Linked DNA regions of Homo sapiens: regions 2 and 3 are each linked to region 1. The links are chromatin contacts, found by Hi-C or POLR2A ChIA-PET in ENCODE. All regions are on one chromosome and are shown on one strand. Each heading gives the region's core, a stretch centred on a gene start or an enhancer-like site at or near the end of the contact. The rest is flanking DNA. Distances are from core to core; before and after follow the strand shown.

Evidence for each region. Hi-C counts contacts between places; a loop is a spot of excess contacts on that map. ChIA-PET counts read pairs that join two places held with the same protein, here RNA polymerase II (POLR2A). Pooled maps may share reads with other maps.
Region 2: a loop to region 1 is called in a map of endothelial cell of umbilical vein, with 5 times the contacts of the local background. The contact joins two enhancer-like sites. A Hi-C loop is called at or near these places in 6 of 168 maps with a recorded cell type or tissue (Calu3, MCF 10A, PC-3 and 3 more), 1 of 37 single-sample maps with no recorded cell type and 8 of 50 pooled maps. POLR2A ChIA-PET finds 5 or more read pairs at or near these places in 3 of 52 experiments (PC-9, WTC11 and activated CD4-positive, alpha-beta T cell).
Region 3: a loop to region 1 is called in a map of MCF 10A, with 8 times the contacts of the local background. The contact joins the promoter of LINC01162 here to the enhancer-like site in region 1. A Hi-C loop is called at or near these places in 1 of 168 maps with a recorded cell type or tissue (MCF 10A) and 4 of 50 pooled maps. POLR2A ChIA-PET finds 5 or more read pairs at or near these places in 1 of 52 experiments (activated T-cell).

Annotation. Positions count from the first base shown.
Region 1 is chr7:20,597,132-20,601,798 of GRCh38, forward strand. No RefSeq gene overlaps it. Among named protein-coding and RNA genes, the nearest start is that of ABCB5, 16 kb to the right of the region's middle. Within about 2 kb of position 1,545, at least 2 of the 41 ENCODE cell types and tissues checked have a DNase peak (open chromatin) inside an H3K27ac peak, as active enhancers do.
Region 2 is chr7:20,400,049-20,405,038 of GRCh38, forward strand. It overlaps ITGB8 (integrin subunit beta 8), which reads left to right. Exons shown (of 14, transcript NM_002214.3): 10 at 1,673-2,078; 11 at 4,580-4,805. Among named protein-coding and RNA genes, the nearest start is that of ITGB8-AS1, 71 kb to the left of the region's middle. Within about 2 kb of position 3,528, at least 3 of the 41 ENCODE cell types and tissues checked have a DNase peak (open chromatin) inside an H3K27ac peak, as active enhancers do.
Region 3 is chr7:20,832,634-20,837,070 of GRCh38, forward strand. It overlaps LINC01162 (long intergenic non-protein coding RNA 1162), which reads left to right and starts at 2,798. Exons shown (of 6, transcript NR_126381.1): 1 at 2,798-2,871. RefSeq lists an enhancer at 2,232-2,732.

The DNA.
Region 1 (4,667 bases), core at 295-2,794:
CTAATGATTTTGCAGAGCCGTTTCAGTAAAGGTCCTTATTATTTGTGGAAATATCTTCAAAATGACTTGAATCTTTTACTTCATTTCCACGTCCAACAATCATAGCTCCATGCCATTTAATTGTAACAGATTGTAAAATGCTACATCTTACAAGGCCCAAAATGCAAACGGCTCCATACTGCAGGTCATGTCAATGAACTGTAAAGTTGCTACACCCTGGCAACTTGGAGGGACACTAAAATGATTAGAACCATCTCTTCTACAGTCATTAATTCTAAATCCTCAGCTTCTTAGTCACCGCCTCTCCCCTCTGTGGGCTCATCAGAGACCCAACAGAGAAGCAATTGATTCTTCTCTGTCTCCCACAGTGATGAGAATAGACATGATGGAGAGCATATGAGGACATAAGCCCTTTTACCACAGAATTTACATTCTAGAAGGAGTGACAGATGTTACGCAATTACATAAGTATGAAATATAAATGAAAAGGGATAAATGCTGTGATGCAGAAGCTCCTGGTTCTATGAGAGTGTATTGTAAAGAAACTGATGCACACAGAGAGACAAGTAAGGGGAGAAAAGGGGGAGGAAGAGGGGATGGAGACAGAGAACAACTCAGGCGAGAGCCTGAAGCAGGAGGCGCGTGATGAGTTCAGGGAACTGAAAGAAGAAAATGGCATAGCACCAGGATGCTTGGACCTGTGGCCCTAGATGACCTGGGGGGCCCTTGTCCTGAGAACAATGAAGGGCCATTCACAAGGTTTAAGTCTCCAGATATTTTAATTCCTTCCATTCAGGAGCATGTCTTCCTCAACGAGAGATAGCCATGTCAGGGTAGCCCAGTCATTTTTTTGTGTTCACCTTACTGGTCTTCTGCTATAGTTTGTTACCTGGACACTGTAGCGGCTGTCCACTTTCTGTAGTGTATGTGTTCTCCCTAATACGACTCTTCCTTTCTCCTGGATCTATACACCGCTGACACTTCATCTTCCTAAAGTGCAATTTGCATCACATCACTCTCCTCAGAAACTTTCAGAGGCAAATTCAGGATGGAAGGTAAATTCAAGCACTCCTCTGTTTTTTCTGTTCCTATACCATCTGTCACCCTCACCAGCAGCTCTACTCTTCCCAGAATGAATCTTCTACTTCACCCAAATTGAGTATTTTTTCCCACCATCACACAAATGCTCATGGCATGCCTCCTTCTTGAAATGATCTTGCTTTCTTCCTACCCTAGTCTTAATCATCCATTAGAACAGCACCTGAGTCCCACATCTCTAGAAGCTTCCACAGCCAGTGCAGTTTACATTTATTTCTCTCTCTGGATCTGAGAGCTCTTGTTACCTCTGTTCTTCATATTTGTAAGTGGTCATAAATGAATGCACACTCTTGTGATATTCTGTAACTGTTTAGATAGGTTTATCGTGCTTCTATCAAGGACACAAGTTTTTTCTTATCAGAAGCCACATGTTCTATATTACTCATAGCTCTTAGTTGAAGGGTAAACTTCAGGGAAGAGGACAGCAGTCATTCAAGGATCTACACATAAACACTGTAGAATGAGCCATTCTATTTCATGAGCAACAATGACATCTAGTGGCTGACAGGTTGCATAGCTTCTTCTGACTTTAATAATCGGACAAGGCATTCAGAAAGAGAATATTACAGAATAATTAATGAACCCAAGTTATTCCCACCAACTACACTGCTTATGAAGGTATTTCAAATATGGATTTATGTGTTCTGGCTGCCCAAATGCTTCCCCCATCCTCCTGTGGTCCAACGACCCACAAACTACTGGTAAGAGGTCCCTGCCTGTGCTCCTTGCAAACCGCAACTTCCCTTTCCCGTAGGAAGATCACCAGAAATTTTCATGGAGATTATGCGATTTTCAACTTTCTGCTTCCTGTGAAGATAGAGGTTTATGTGGATAAATATTTATTTTGGAAAGAAAGTATGTAATTGAGTAGGAAACTTGAGATGATAAATATGATAACCAGAGTAGAAACGCACTTGAAAGCCAAATGAGAGAAAGTCAGTGTGGCGTAGAGGAAGTCTGTGGGCTTTGGCTTCTGAGGGACTTGGGATCGGATGCCAGGTCTTCCCATAAAGTCACGTGATCGTTATGACAGACTGACGTCTCTGGGGCGCCATCTTCGCATCCCAAACATTGAAGGCGACATATATACAGCCTACCGGGCAGCTTTGGGGAGGATTCGATACAATCCTATATAGTAAGATTTCGGCCTGGAGTAGGTAGCCCATAAATAATAGCTATTCCTATGGTTTTACATTTTACTGGAAATAATTGTCCTCCTCTTTCCAATTTGATATTTTTTAAAACCAAAAACCTGTTTTTTTATCTGAAATTGTCAATAACTCATTCTGATCTTCATTTAAATTACCTCGTTGCTTCTGATTTCAGATGTTTATGCTGGAAAATAATGAGGTTGAGGAAAATATCTCAAATCTCTGAAAATGACCCAGGAATTCTAATCTGCCATAGACCTCAAAATCTGAATAATAATGAAGGGTGTAGAAGAACTGGAGCAGACTATAATTATTGTTATATATAGCAGTTGAAAAAGTAACCCTTTTAACTCAAGGAACCTGGCTTTGTGGAGGGAGAAAACAGGCCTAGGAATAAATATGTAAACAAATTATCGCAAGAAAATATTGTGAAGTCCTGATTTGTGTGGCCTCCCTGTGGGCAGCACGGGAATCCACAATCACCCTTATAAAATGTTTCCTTAGAAAACATCATCTTGGCCTTCTAAGCTTTACCTGAACCTAAGGTAAAGGAAGAGCTTGTTTCAAAAGTTTACTTTTTTGCTTATTATTTGGAATGTAGCAAACATTTTTCTTATATTAAGTATTATTATATACAATGGTTTATTTCACAGCCAATCCCACAGATTAATGCCAAAGACAGGCTTCAATTACATAACTCCACAAATAGGACTGGTATAGGTAGCAAAAATGGACAGTGATGTTACTTTGGGAATACAGAATAATAGAATTCCTGGGCTGGAAGAAATTTGAGATCTCCATTCTAAATTCTAAGTGAGTAGATAAAAAACACACCTTCTCCCAGTTTCAGCTCTGATGTGGGAGCAAATAATCCTCTCCCCACTTAAGACAAATTCAACCTTCTTCCTCTCCTTCTCAGTATTGTAACAGAAACCACAGGAGGGTGGGGGAAAGATGGACAGGAAACCTGCCTCTAATTCTCACTCTTCCATTGTCGGTGGGCAGGGGGCCATTAGGAGCGTTAGTCATCCCAAAATCTCAAGGGCGAAAACAACCCGGATCTATTTCATGCTCACGTTAATGACCATTGAAGTTTGGCTGCATCTCTATTCTAATAATTCTTCCTTCTGGGATTCAGGCTGAAGAAGTAGCTACTAATAAGGACATGCTATTCTGATGGCAGAGGGAAAAAAATTAATTGACAGATGAGATGACTCTTGAAGTTTCTGCTTAGAAATGACACAGGCCTCTTCCACTCACATTCATCAGTCAAAGCAAGTTACAAGGCTAAGCCGAGGTCAATGGGAGAGTAAGTATACTCCTCGAAATGGAAGGGGCTCCAGAGAGGGTATAGTAAGGAAGGGCAACAAATAATTTGGACAAATAATCAAATATGCCACATTTATCGAATATAAGCAGACTGCTTAAGATTACTTAGTCCTCAAACTCAACCAAAAATCAGATATAATAATCCTTTCCAGCCTAGTCTCAGGTTTGCTGTAAAGTCAAGCCTATGATTATGTCAAAGATGACCACTTTCAGAGATTCTGTCCAATAGGTATCATGTGGAACCCTGGTGTCTGTATTGTTTAAATGCTCCAGGATTGAGAGGCATTCTGGTTAAGTTCTGATCAATGGTTTCCAAACCTAGCCACTCAGAACCAAGAAAGCTCTTAGAAAATGCATACTTCTTGGCCTTATCCCAAAGATTCTGATTCAGTAGGGCTTGGTTAGAATTCCGGATTCTGTATTTTAAAAAAGATCCTCAGGAGATTCTGATGTAAAACTAGATAGGGACTCCCTATGCTATAGGATTCTTTTTAGCAACAAAATTCTGTAACTTATAATCAGTAACTTCCCCCCTCCCTCGCTCTTTTTGTTGTTTTTGGAGGGAGGAAGGGTGTTCTTTGGTGAGCAAGTCTATGCAAACTTAACCACAAAGTCCACCAAGCTGAGAGGCCAAAGAAAGAGGCTGACATATCTGGTTTCTCAGAAAGAAACATTTAATGGGGGCTTATGAACAGAGGCCACGTCACAGGCAGCTGAGAGACAAGATGCTGGATTCCCACCCATACTGTTAGCACTGAGACTCAGGGCTTATATAGCATAGCAAAAGAATGTGTACGACAATCAAAGTCAATCTCAATTGGCAAGAAACAGAATGGCAAGAATTTGGTTAAGGACAGAATTTATGGTAAGTATGTCTTTAGGATAATATCAAGGTTGTTTTGACCTAAAGGCATCATTTACAGTAAGTACAGGAAAATAGAAATCTTTAGGCATTCCCAGAAGTCAACATGGTGGATTAGCAGCCAAGATGGAGTCCCTTTAGCCTCCACAGAGGGATTTTTGTTGCTTTGCTTGTACAACTTTATATTTGAAACTTTACTATTTGTATCCCAATCTAATACAAATTTA
Region 2 (4,990 bases), core at 2,278-4,777, 200 kb before region 1:
TTTGCAAAATGCACTTTGGCTTTTCATTAAAACTACAGAGAAAACTTTTTACTAGCAAATATAGCACTAAGTTACTTTATGAAAAAACGCTTACTGTCTTAGAAATAGTTATTTCCTTCAAAATGTCATTTTGGAAGAATGGTTTTTCTTAGCTTTTACATTGTTTTTTTTCTTTTCATTTGCTTACATGCCATCTTTCCTTCATTTTCAATTGAGTAGTATAAATAGTTTAACTCTCAGGAATAGTCATATGACCTCTTAATTATAGAAACCCCAGAGTATGATCTACTGTTAGAGATGGCAGTGGCCACATTAACTTATGTATCTGTTAAGCTTCAGCATTCTCAAAGACAAAAGCATTTTAAGCATAACACCAACTGTATTGATTTTAATATTATGGAACAAATTCTAATGTTTCATGTATATATAAGCCAAATTTAGATACTTTATATTATTATATCGTAGATATATATTCCAACCAAAAAGCTCAGCGCAAATTAATTTTAAATTGTAATGGATCTCAATCCAACGTGAAAGAAATATACCTTCTTATTTACCAAAGTACCTAAAGATGGTAAGGTGAGCCAACAAATATAAATAGACATATTAAATCAATTGTGTTGTGCAAAAAGAAGAAATAGAGAAAAAGAAAACATTTGACCAATTCCTGCCAGCACAGCTCCTTAGTTCTGGGCTATCTTCTTCCATGGAGACAAATAGATAACCTGTGTTGAGGTCTTAAGATTTGCAAATGAGAGTCCTAAACATTTTTCTTTCGAGTAACATCAGAGAAGGCCACAGGTTTTCCTCCACTGAAACCCTGTATAAACTAAAATTTAACTCCGAAACTTTACTTGGGCTCCTAGAAAATAGGAACAAAATTAAAACTGTTCATTTGAACATCTTATCTCAGGGTTTTGATTTTTATTTATTTATTTATTTTTGAGATAGAGTCTCGCTGTGTCACTCAAGCTGTAGTGCAGTGGTGCAATCTCGGCTCACTGCAACCTCTGTCTTCCGGGTTCAAGCAATTCTCCTGCCTCAGCCTCCCTCCCAAGTAGCTGAGACTACAGGTGCGCGCCACCATGCTCAGCTAATTTTTGAATTTTTAGTAGAGATAGGGTTTCACCATGTTGGCTAGGCTGATCTCGAACTCCTGACCTCAAGTGATCCAACCGCCTAAGCCTCCCAAAGTGCTGGGATTACAGGTGTGAGCCACCACGCCAGGCCTCATCTCAGGGTTTTAAACCAGTAGAGCAGAAGCCCTTTACTTTGGTTTATGTGATCTATCTCTAGTGTCAAATATTCAATACCCCACATTTTAATGGCTGAGTTTAGAAAATGGCCTATTCTTTCTCATGTTTGCTAAGAAATTAATCATCAGTGATGGGGTAGATGCTTCAGATAGGCTTGCACTCAAGTCTATTTAATGGTGCAATATAGGGATTAGTAGTTATTATATTCTTTAACCCTCAAGTTCATTCATTGGAAAATAAATGACTTTAAAAAGAGATGTTGCATATATATGAAAGAGATTACATGTGTTTCTTTTACAAATATCGTTAATTTCTCTAAGATGGTTTCTTATCAATTCAGTTATTAACAGATATAATATTGGTAATAAAAATAATTAAGGTATATAAATATATTTCCTTTTTCCTCCTAAATTTAGGTTCTTTTCAATGTAACAGTTACAATGAAAAAATGTGATGTCACAGGAGGAAAAAACTATGCAATAATCAAACCTATTGGTTTTAATGAAACCGCTAAAATTCATATACACAGAAACTGCAGCTGTCAGTGTGAGGACAACAGAGGACCTAAAGGAAAGTGTGTAGATGAAACTTTTCTAGATTCCAAGTGTTTCCAGTGTGATGAGAATAAATGTCATTTTGATGAAGATCAGTTTTCTTCTGAGAGTTGCAAGTCACACAAGGATCAGCCTGTTTGCAGTGGTCGAGGAGTTTGTGTTTGTGGGAAATGTTCATGTCACAAAATTAAGCTTGGAAAAGTGTATGGAAAATACTGTGAAAAGGATGACTTTTCTTGTCCATATCACCATGGAAATCTGTGTGCTGGTGAGTATAAATATATACAGGCAGCTTTTACTTGTCACTATTACACCAGCATAGATGTTAAAGTGTCTTTAAATCACATGTTTATAAATTAGCAAAACTGAATCTGAATTTGTTATTCAAAGTTTCAAAGTCCATGAAATTAGGGCATGGCAACAGATTTATAGTACGTGATTTTGATATTTATATCTTAACCTATTTTATACAGGAAATGCTTCAAAATAAAAACCTAAAATTAATTGTTATTCTCATGCTTTCCTTGATCTTGGAAAGAAATATACCAGAAAAGGAAATGCTGATGATATCTGACACATTTTCCAGAAGAATCAGAGTATTCTTCTAGAAGGATCTGATTCATTCTGGTAAATGGTCACTCCCTCCAACTTGCTCAGAGGATTTTATTTCTGTCAGGATGATGGGGAGTGAGCTATAAGAGTATACTTTTCATTCATATGAAAATCCTTAATGCATTATTATAAATGGTATTCTAAGCTGGCAGTAATTTAAGCCTCTCCAGTTTATTTTGGGCCACCACCAGCAACAAAACTGCCAAAGGACAGCATTCTTCAAGAAAATACTGCCTTACTAAGTAATCTAAAAGATTCGTCCTTGAGGCCACACACAGACCAAATTTTAAACATGAAATAAATTAAAATAAAAATACGAAGATCACTCTTGGGCCATTCAATTTACTGCCACCTACAGGTTAGATTCCAGAAAATCTAATCAACATTAGCAAACTAAAACAAAATACTGTTTTTAAATGAATTAAATAAACTACCTGTCATCTGAGTTCTGTGATAATTTTCCTGTGACAATGTGCTAAATTTACTCATTGAGAAAAACATCTTTTTAGTATTTGCATTTTAGTAAATAAATATTTGTTAAATTATTGACGAATGGAAACGTCATCATAAGCATATGGGACGTAACAAACCTATAAAAAATAAATGCTATAATGTAGTCTCAGCTGAAAATTTGGCCTGTATCACCTAAATGTGCAATGGAAAATTGTCTTTTTATTCTGTAACATACATAGAATATCTTAATATACAAACATTTATTCAACTGTAACTGACATCATGGGTAGGATGGATTATAGATGACTTTAGAATGAAGCAGCAGTTGTCTACTGTATTTTATAGGGAGGAAAAATATTATTTTACAGTGAAGAGAAAGAATTTTCTGAAGTCACGTCCCACAGCTGTCAATCTCTCAAGAGGGTTTCAAATACATTTGAGTATTTGTCCCAGTCTCTGTTTGCAGTGAAATATCGAATGTACTAGCTTTTCTATATGAGTATGATACTACTGACCCACAAGCAGTTGAGAATCTGCTTTGAATTGTTTCTGTGTAAGTGCAGACTGTAACTGACATGTACTTTCTCCACTAGTCTCCTTTGGGAATAAAAACACATGTTCACAGGCCTGCTGGCGGGGAGTCAGCATAAGCCTGCACAGCACAGAGGGCTTGGCCGACATTTGTCTGGCCTGGACCTCATTAGTTTTACACTTAGCAAATTGAGCTGGTCCTACAGTAGAATCTGTGGAACAATTACCCTGTGAGGTGCTCAGCAATAAAAGAAGAGAGAGAGGGAGCTAAGAAAGGAAAGGAAGGGAGAGAGATAGAAGGAAGGAAGGGAGGGAAGGAAGGAGGAAGGAAGGGAGAGGGAGAAAAGAGGAAGGTTGGTTTGTGGCTAGATAAGCTTCAGAATTCCTATATCATCATGTGAAATGTACCCCCTTTTGACGATTTCTAGTGCACATTGGCATATTAAGTTTTGGACACTTTTACTGTCTAAAATCCATTTAACTATGTGTAACTATGTTTTCTTCACCCCACATGCATAATGTTCCCCCACCACACACACCATCTTTCTTTCTTTTTTTCATTTACCATCTAAGAACTGCTCACAGTATAGAGGAGGATCTGCTCTGCTAACTTACTAAATAGTGCACTGAGGATGTGAATGCAATTGTTCAACTTCTCAAGAGACCTGATCTTTAAACATGGCACTAGCAGTACTGAAGCACTAGAAAAGTTTGCCTCACAGTCCTGCAAAGTTATCCTAGGCCTTCAGCAACATCAGAAGACTGAGAGAATAGGTGATGGAAGCCATATCAAATACCTGTATCTTTTCTAATTTCAAGTCAGGCAGTTAACATTACTTTGGCCTTTGCAGTTTCTTGATATGTGTGTTTTTAATGTAAAACGGAATATGCAATGACATTCAAGTAGTCTGGCAGCCACTGAAGCAGGGGTGCCCTTCGTGCTTGTTAGCGGAGTGCATTAGCATGGGGAGATTATCTACAGTAGAACAGCTTTGAAAACAGACCCTCCTAAATCCAGCACTGTTTGTGTCAGACCAATGAAAAAGTGATGCTGTTCCCATTCATTGGACTGTCAGTGCGTTTCCATGGAGATGATACAGGAATCCATGGTTGAAAACTCTTTACAAAGTCAGTGATCCAGATAACATAGGTCCTGCGGTGTCTTCCTCACAGGGCATGGAGAGTGTGAAGCAGGCAGATGCCAATGCTTCAGTGGCTGGGAAGGTGATCGATGCCAGTGCCCTTCAGCAGCAGCCCAGCACTGTGTCAATTCAAAGGGCCAAGTGTGCAGTGGAAGAGGCACGTGTGTGTGTGGAAGGTGTGAGTGCACCGATCCCAGGAGCATCGGCCGCTTCTGTGAACACTGCCCCACCTGTTATACAGCCTGCAAGGAAAACTGGTATGATTTCTTTGACTCCAAACATACACAAAGAATAGCTACTTTTGTCCTTTTTCGTTCTGACTTCCTTAATCTTAAACGTTGCCAGATACATTGTGACCACCATGCTAAAAAAGAATTAAATGAGAAATGCTATGAATTAGAAGACTTGAATTCAAATCTTTGACCCCTGGATAGCTGTGGAA
Region 3 (4,437 bases), core at 1,548-4,047, 240 kb after region 1:
TACAAGCTACAAATTTAAGGAAAACATTTGTCAACCACTTCCAAACCATATATGTGATAAAGAACTCTCAAAACTCAGTAGCAGGCCCGGCACAGTGGCTCACGCCTGTAATCCCAGCACTTTGGGAAGCTGAGGCGGGTGGATCACGAGGTCAGGAGATCGACACCTTCCTGGCTAACATGGTGAAACCCCGTTTCTACTAAAAATACAACAAATTAGCCGGCGTGGTGGCGGGCGCCTGTAGTCCCAGCCAGCTACTGGGGAGGCTGAGGCAGGAGAATGGCGTGAACCCGGGAGGCAGAGGTTGCAGTGAACCGAGATAGTGCCACTGCACTCCAGCCTGGGCGACAGAGCGAGACTGCATCTCAAAAAAAAAAACAAAAAACAACAAAAAAAAAAACTCAGTAGTAAAACAATCCAGTTGAAATCAAAATGACTAAAATGTTTTAAAAAAGAAGTGATAACACCAAATGCTGGCAAGGATGCAGAGAAATTGGATCCCTTATACATTACTGGTGGGAATGCAAAATGGTACAACCACTTGAAAATAGTTTGGCCATTTCTTAAAAATCTAATCACATTTTACCATACAACCCAGCAACGATACTCCTGAGCATTCAACCCAAAGAAAAGAAAACTTATGGACACCAAAATGTATTTGCAAATGTTTATAGCAGCTTTATTTGTAATAGCCAAAGATTAGAAACAACCCAGATGCCCTTCCATGGGTGAATGAATGATCAAACTGTGTTGCATCCATACTATAGAATACTACTCAGCAACAAAAAGGAATCAACTATTATTACACATGTAACAAGTTGGATGGATCTCAAGGCAATTATGCTGAGTGAAAAAGAGGTTATAAACAGAAGGTAACATACTGTATTATTCTATTTCTATAACATTCTCCAAATGACAAAATTATAGAGATGGAGAACGGAGTAGTTGTTGCCAGAGGATAGAGATGGTCTCTGGGAGGGAGATGGATGCGTATAACTATAAAATAGAACTATTAGGGATCTTTGTGGTAATGAAACAGATCTGTACCCTTATCACATCTACATGTAATAAAATTGTCTGAATCACACACATATGTACATACACACAAGTACCTGTCAACATTGGTGAAATCTGAATAAGACTGTACTTGTACCAACGTCATTTTCTTGGTCTTGATATTGTATTAGTTATGTAAGATGTTATCTTTGAAGGTGAAAATGGGTGAAATACACATGGGACTTCTTTGTATTATTTTGGCAACTTCTTGTGATTCTGTATCTATTTGAAAATAAAATTGGCCCCTAACTGGGACCATTAACTTGGGAAATATGTCATTTTATTCTTTAGCATGAGAGAAGGGGGAAGAGGAGGGTACTGCCACAAGTACTTTGCTGTTAGCTATATGTCATTGCTAAGCTCTATCATTAATTGTTAAATTGACAAACGGACTAAAGTCAAGATCCCAATATTCCAATGGAAATATTTTATTTTCAATTGTTGTTTAATGTAAAAACATAAACTTGCCTTAAAAATGGGTTTTCCATATACTGTTTTCCTGTGGAAGTATTTCCAGGAAAGAATATCAAACCTATAGAACGTTTTCTCATTGTACAAATGTAAAAATACAAAATACTATTAATTTGCTCCTTAAGAATGCTCAAACTTGTGCAGAGACTTTACACATCTTCAGGGAACCTTGGTTACCCTTACAGAGACTTTCTAAAGATATATCATCATTCACTGATGACCAAAAACTGTAGTAACTCCAAACACACTCTTCACAAAAAGAACACAAGAAGGAACACTGATGGAGGCAGTGTGTCATTTCAGAAGGCTGTGGCTGCTGTGAACTTTGTCTAACCAGGGTGATGAGCTTTTCTCTTTGGTTACAGACAGAGAACTTGGCTTTCAAGTCAGGGCACTCACTAGGGTTTGGACAACAAGGGAGAAGGTGGACAACATCAAACATCTCATTAATTCAAGTAAACATGGAGACAACCTGATTTTATTCAATCTCAAAATTATATACTTCTTGAAAGGCTGACATAATATTTCCCAATAGCTCTGTGTCAAAAAATAGATTTAAAATACATGATAGTGTTCCAGACATTTGTATATGTTGCTGTCATTATGTTAACAGTTCCTTGACAATTTTTATAAAGACCTCAAAAATTTTTCTAAAAATTGTTCCCAAAGCTTGGAGTGCATGCTTTGCCTGTACTACCACCTTCAGGAAGACTTATGTAGTGCCTGGCACTAATGTACTTTCAAAAGGACACTAAATATTACCCTTGCAATCTCTTCTTTTTCTTCTAGAGACATGTAAATTCCTCTTTTTTATATACCCATGTTTTGACTCATTCAAGTTATAAACATATTTTTTGAATAAATAAATGAAATTCATGACTCAATAAGGACTTGCTATCTTCTAATTTTATAGATTAAAGACATTTTATGGCATAATAGTGTTGTGGGACTTTTTGCTTAGTTCAGCTAAAGACAGGGTTCCTTATCACATGGCCACGAAAAATTAGGCTCACAGACAATTTGAAGCGAGAGGAGGGCAGGGTTTATTGGGTGAAATGGAAGAAAAGGGGAAACAGAGACTCTTAGCAAAGCGAGAGAGTGTGCTTCCTGCCACTGGGCTTCCCGCCTCACAGATTGAATCCCAGGTTCCACCCAGGAAGAGGAGGGGCCAAGCTCCTCCCGCTGCAAACGCGCGAACTTCTGTGGCTCGATCCCAGTGCGCACTCCTCCCAGTGCACTGGCCGGTTGGAGTTTTGCCAGGGAGGCCTTCCCACCTGCCTGTCTCAATGGAAAGAATATGTGGATTTGGATTCAGGGACACCTTTATCACCTATGTGACTTTAGGTAAGTTACAAACACAGTGAGCCTCAGTTTTTGTACTAGTAAAACCTATTATGGCACAGGTTTGCAGGACGACGAATGAGGTCTTGACCGCTGAGGTGATTTATAATGTACTTGTATTAGGACTGGAGTTAGTGTGCTAACTCAGAGGCCACAGTTAGTGGTACTGACAGAGATTGCATTTAGGTCTTCCCAAGGGTGGTTCCGTTCTTTAACCTTAGATGTTTTATTTTATTTACTTATTTATTTATTTATTTATTAATTTTTGAGACGGAGTCTTGCTCCGTCACCCAGGCTGGAGCGCGATATCGGCTCACTGCAAGCTCCGCCTCCCGGGTTCACGCCATTCTCCTGCCTCAGCCTCCCCAGCAGCTGGGACTACAGGCGCCCGCCACCGCGCCCGGCTAATTTTTTGTATTTTTAGTAGAGACAGGGTTTCACCGTGTTAGCCAGGATGGTCTCGATCTCCTGACCTCGTGATCCGCCCGCCTCGGCCTCCCAAAATGCTGGGATTACAGGCGTGAGCCACCGCGCCCGGCCAATGTTTTCCATATTTAGTGTTGTCACTCATCTTTTAGCATGGGCAACTAAAGCAGGTCTGAGGACAGTGCGTATAGTTTTCTGCAACATGACACAAAGAGTACCAGGGCGAGATTATGTCTGTCACAGATGAAAATATTCCATTTGTGTGTCATAGTAATCTATTCATTGGTTTATGGACCCAAAATTCTCCAGGGGGACTCACAAATCCCCATAATGTTTCTATGTGCCAGATTTTTCATTTGGAGCTCTGCTTTAGTTGACAGATGTGTAAAAATCACATGTAGCCAAATGACTCTTCAGTCAGCACTAAGCTGATAATGCTGAAGACTGGTTATTCCTGCTAAGATTCACTGGACCCTCTGCCCAGACTGTGTTTTTCAAATCTCATATTAGAGCTTAATGTTATTTTATTTTAATGCCAATGCTGTGCTCCCCAATGCCATATCTTTAAACTATTGTGCCCCATTCTAATACAAACACTAACTTACATGGGGAGCTCTCTTTTGAGGAAGTCGAAGTAGATCAGTAACTAAATTCAGTTCCTTAAAGGTGTAAAACTCTGAGAGAGTCACACACAAGTCAGATTGGGAGAAAGTTTCTTAGAATAATAAATTTTAAAATCTTACATGGGGAGCTCTCTTTTGAGGAAGTCGAAGTAGATCAGTAACTAAATTCAGTTCCTTAAAGGTGTAAAACTCTGAGAGAGTCACACACAAGTCAGATTGGGAGAAAGTTTCTTAGAATAATAAATTTTAAAATCTTAAAGGTTAAGAATTAGTTGGATGTTAAATATTGAGTCTCAACTGTATCATGTCACTGGTATACGGAGGTAAGTTGACTTGCCCAAAATCTGCTGAGAGTAACTGGTAGAGCTAGAATTTGCATCCACATGTCTTCTGGTTACCCCAGTTTGAGTGCTCTTTTGGCACTCTTACTATCCTTTACATAAAAATATTGTGTATTGGTAGGACAGTTTTAGTAAGCACAGAAATTATATTAATGGCAGTGCTATATCAAGAAGTGGAC